Regions from separate parts of the Homo sapiens genome. Here region 2 is linked to region 1. A link is an interaction called in ENCODE POLR2A ChIA-PET data of the cell type or tissue named here. Cell type or tissue: IMR-90. All regions are shown on one strand.

Region 1 (2,500 bases):
AGGAGATAAGAAGGGGTATGGACTCTCAGGATACTCCAGGATACATGGGGGATTGGGTGGAGGTGGACCCCCACAAAACAAGCAACCAAAGAGAGAGCAGAAGCAGTGCCGAGATATGGGGCTCAGCCTCAGAGGACTAGGAGCTTGAGGGGGCAGTCAGGGCAGACTTTTTGGAGGAGCTGGCCTGGAGCCACCTGAAGATGGGAGGATGTGGTTTACTCACTCATTGTCAGCAGACAACTTTGGGGGCTCCCTGTTTGCCAGGCCAGTGCCTACTGTGAGAAGTGACATGGAGGAAGTCATGGACAGGGCCAGCCCAGCCTGGCTGGGGGTTGGGGTATGTCACTGACAACTTGAGCAAGTCACTTCCTCCCTGTGGGTGTTTGTTTCTTCGTCTGTAAACGTCAGAGCTGGATGAAGTTGAATGACAGACCAAGGAGTGCTCGAAGGCACTGGGAACCATGGAAAGGCTTTGAGTGGGGGTGGGACTGTAGTTGGCACAGTGGAGAGACGCTGGAGGGACATGAGAGAGAAGGAGAGGCAGGATGGGGGTGTGGGGGTGCTGAAGTCTGATTGGGCCATTAGGGTGGAGAGGAGGGAAACCCCTCAGCTCTTGGCTGTGCTGTCGCAACAGGATGACACTCCCTTCTGCCAGGTCCCTGCCTTCCTGAGGATGAGGACTCAGTGATGTGTCATAGCAGCTGAGGGGCTTAAACCTCCAAACTAGGGCTTGGATTAGGGTAGAGCAAGTGAGGCACTTGCCTCTGTTGCAGAATTTGAGGGGGTACCAAAAAGCTCAGTAATTAGCTGGGTTTGGTCATGAGATCCTGTGGTCCCCGCTACTGGGGAGGGGGAGGTGGGAGGATCACTTGAGCCCAGGAGGTTGAGGCTGCAGTGAGCCATGATCATGCCACTGCACTCCAGCCTGGGCAACAAAGCGAGACCTTCCCTGTCTCAAAAAAAAAAAAAAAAAGGTAACTAAAATGTAAAAGCAATAACTATTTATTTTAAAAAGGTCAGTATTCAAGGTATATAATATTTAATGCCATTTAAAAAATAAAAATTAATGCCAAAAATCCATGATGAGCAAAATATAAAACATTAACATTTTAAATTAAGAGAGGAACAGTACTGATGATTCTGTCTTTGCCTCAGGCTGCAGTGTGGCTTAGCAGGGCACTGCTCTGAACTTCTTTTTTCAATTTGCTGCTTTCTCCGGGAAGCCTTCCCTTACCTCAGCCTGGTTGAGGGCCCCCTGGGCTGTTTTCACTGGTTGATGGTATCTGATCCCTTCCAGCCTGAGGTTCCTGGAGGGCCAGTCCAGGTCTGAGGTCTGGTTCATGCTTCCAGTGCCTTGAACATGGCTGTTCCAAAGAGGTGTCAGTGCCGAGTCACCGTGTCTTTGATGTTAGCCAGATGCCCTTAGTGCAGGAATAGGAACTTGAGAGAGGCCCAGTAGGGAGCCAGGCTTTTCTCAGGGAGATAAGTAGTTTCCTGTTTCCCAGACCTGGTCATTCCAGTGGGGTTGCTGGGACCGTCATCTATCAATCTGTGTTAAACGCTTAGTACAGTGCCTGGCCTGTATATAGCAGGTGCTCAGTTTTTGCTTTTGTTTTTGAGCTGGAGTCTCACTCTGTCGCCCAGGCTGGAGTGCAATGGCACGATCTCAGCTCACTGCAACCTCTGCGTTTCAGGTTCAAGCAATTCTCCTGCCTCAGCCTCCCGAGTAGCTGGGATTACAGGCACCCACCACCATGCCCAGCTAATTTTTTGTATTTTTAGTAGAGACAGTCGGGCTGGTCTCGAACTCCTGACCTCAAGTGATCTACCCGCCTTGGCCTCCCAAAGTGCTGGGGTTACAGTCATGAGCCACTGCGCCCGGCCCTCAGTTTGTGTTTTGAGAGGCCGTGAAGAGTGGTTAAAAGTGGATGGCCAAAGGCTGGTGGCTCACGCCTGTAATCCCAGCACTTTGGGAGGCAGAGGCAGGTAGATCACTTGAGCCCAGGAGCTCAAGACCAGCCTGGGCAACATGGCAAAACCCCATCTCTACAAAAAAATGGAAAAATTAGCCGGGCGTGGTGGTGCAAGCCTGTAGTCCCAGGTACTTGGGAGGCTGACGTGGGATAATTGCTTGGGCCCAAGAGGCAGAGGTTGCGGTGAGCAGAGATTGTGCCACTGCACTCCAGCCTGGGTGACAGAGCGAGACCCTGTCTAAAAAAAAAAGTTGAGAGCTACAGTCTCCAGTATGAATAGAGTGTAAGCCACAATGCAATTTAAACAGTCCAAGTGAAATTAATGTTAATAATATATTTCATCATGTAAACAATAGGGAAAATTATTGAGATATTTTGCATTCTTTTTTTTTTTTTTTGTGCTCAGTCTTCAAAATCCACTGTGTTCAAAATCTAGCACATCATATTCCAGGGACCACATTTCAAATGTCCAACAGCCACGTGTGGCTACTGCTGGCTGCTATTGGACAGCACAGGGCTAGACTATA
Region 2 (2,500 bases), 380 kb before region 1:
CTTGGGGAGAAGCTCTTCTGCTTGTGGAAAGAGAAGGGAAGAATAGGAAGGACTTTTGTCTTATAGTTTGAGTGCCAGCTTAGCTGCAGTAGAATAGAGCATCAAGTAGATTTCAAAGGTTTTTGACTCCAGTACCTGGCTACTGGCATCTCTGGACCTGCCTGGGGTATGGGGGAAATTGCCACCCTAAAGGGAAGGACAGAGGCCCAGCTTGCTTTATCACCTGCTGATTGTAGAGCCCTAGGCCCTTGAGCAAAGAGACCAAGTGTTGTGAGAAAGTAAGGAAAGAGAACAAGAATCTCTGCCTAGTAATATAGAGAATTCTTCTGGATCTTAACCAAGACCACTAAGGCAGTACCACTACAAGTTTTCAAGAAACATAGCATTACTGGGCTTGGGGTGCCCCCTAATGCAGATGTGGCTTAGATTACAACACCCAAGTTTCTTCAGATACCTGACAAACTTTCCCAAGAAGGATGGGTACAAATGGGTGTTTCTTCAAATGCCTGGAAAACTTTCCCAAGAAGGACGGGTACAAACAAGCCCAGACTATGACGACTACAATAAATACCAAACTCTTCAATGCCTGGACACCGACAAATATCCACAAGCATCAAGGCCAAGTCTTGGCAACATGGCGAAACCCCGTTTCTACTAAAAATAGAGAAACTAGCTGGGCGTGGTGGCACATGCTTGTAGTCCCAGCTACTCAGGAGGCTGAGGTGGGAGGATCACTTAAGCCCAGGATGCAGAGGTTGCAGTGAGCCAAGATCACATCACTGCACTCCAATCTAGGTGACAGAGTGAGACCTTGTCTCAGAAAAAAAAAAAAAAAAAAAAAAAAAAAAAAAGACCATCTTGGGAAGCATGATGATCAACCAAACTAAGGTACCAGGGAACAGTCCTGGAGAAACAGAGCTATGTGACCTTTCAGACAGATAATTCGAAATAGCTATTTTGAGGAAACTCTAAGAAATTCGAGATAACACAGAGAAGGACTTCAGAATTCTATCAGATAAGCTTAGCAAAGAGATTGAAATACTTACAAAAAATCAAGCAGAAATTCTGGAGTTGAATAATGCATCATAATTTCTTAACAGCAGAATTTATCAAGCAGAATAAAGAATTAGTGAGCTTGAAGATAAACTCTTTGGAAATGCACAGAGAAGACAGAAGAAAAAAGAATAAAAATGAAGCACGCCTACCAGATCTAGAAAGTAGCTGCAAAAGGGCATATCTGGCCGAGGGCAGTGGCTCATGCCTGTAATCCCAGCATTTTGGGAGGCCGAGGTGGGTGGATTATTTGAGGTCAGGAGTTCAAGACGAGCTTGGCTAACATGGTGAAACCCCATCTCTACTAAAAATACTAAATAAGTAAATAAATAAATGTTAGCCAGGCATGATAGTGTATGCCTGTAACCCCAGCTACTCAGGAGGCTGAGGCAGGAGAATTGCTTGAACTTGGGAGGCAGAGGTTGTAGTGAGCTGAGATCATGCCACTGCACTCCAGCCTGGGCGACAGAGCGAGACACCGTCTCAACAACACCAACACCACCACCAACAACAAAAAGGCAAATCTAAGAGTTATTGACCTTAAAGAGGAGGCAGGGAGAGAGATCAGAGTAGAAAGTTTATTCACGGGGATAACAACAGAGAACTTCCCAAACCTAGGGAAAGCTATCAGTATTCAAGTATAAGAAGCATATAGAACACCAAGCAGATTCAGCCCAAAGAAGACTACCTTAAGGCATTTAATAATGAAACTCCCAAATGTCAAGGATAAAGAACAGATCCTAAAAGCAGCAAGAGAAAAGAAACAAAAACACATAATGGAGCTCCAATATGTCCAGCAGCAGACTTTTCTGTGGAAACCTTACAGACCAGGAAAGAGTGACATGACATGTTTAAAGTGCCAAAGGGGAAATCTTTTACCCTAGAGTGGTATGTCTGGTGAAAATATCCTTCAAACATTAAGGAAAAATAAAGGCTTTTCCAGACAAACAAAAGCTGGGGAATTTCATCAACACCAGACCTGTCCTATAAGAAATGCTAAAGGGAGTTCTTTAATCAGAAAGAAAAGGACATTAATGGGCAATAAGAAATTATCTAAAGGTACAAAACTCACTGGTAATAGTAAGTACACAGAAAAACAATTTTATAACACTGTAATTGTGATGTATAAGTTATTCTTAAGTAGAAAGACTAAAAGATGAACAAATTAAAAATATTAACTACAACAGCTTTTAAAGACATATCCAGTATAATATGATATAAATAGTAACAACCAAAAGTTAAAAATAGGGGGACAAAGTTAAAAGTGTAGGTTTTTATTAGTTTTCTTTTTGCTTGTTTGTTTATGCAATCAGTGTTGTCATCAGTTTAAAATAATTGGGTTTTATGGTAGTATTTGCAAGCCTTGTGGTAACCTCAAATCAAAAATCATATAACAGATACACAAAAAATAAAAAGCAAGAAATTAAAACACCCCACCAGAGAAAAT

What was found. ChIA-PET counts read pairs that join two places held together with the same protein. Peaks named below come from ENCODE experiments on the same cell type or tissue, not always from the same donor. Only the 100,000 strongest peaks of a DNase experiment are listed, where the experiment ranks them.
Region 2: POLR2A ChIA-PET joins it to region 1 with 7 read pairs; 3 of 35 experiments call an interaction of 5 or more read pairs at or near these places.

Annotation. Positions count from the first base shown.
Region 1 is chr11:72,734,713-72,737,212 of GRCh38, reverse strand. All of the region lies in intron 1 of ARAP1 (ArfGAP with RhoGAP domain, ankyrin repeat and PH domain 1), which reads left to right. Among named protein-coding and RNA genes, the nearest start is that of ARAP1, 16 kb to the left of the region's middle. RefSeq lists enhancers at 74-173, 344-523. In IMR-90, no CTCF peak of the experiment used is centred here; DNase peaks (open chromatin) are centred at 402, 642 and 1,422; H3K27ac peaks cover 1,071 bases.
Region 2 is chr11:73,111,705-73,114,204 of GRCh38, reverse strand. The region is part of intron 2 of FCHSD2 (FCH and double SH3 domains 2); the gene reads left to right. Among named protein-coding and RNA genes, the nearest start is that of FCHSD2, 29 kb to the left of the region's middle. In IMR-90, no CTCF peak of the experiment used is centred here; no DNase peak of the experiment used is centred here.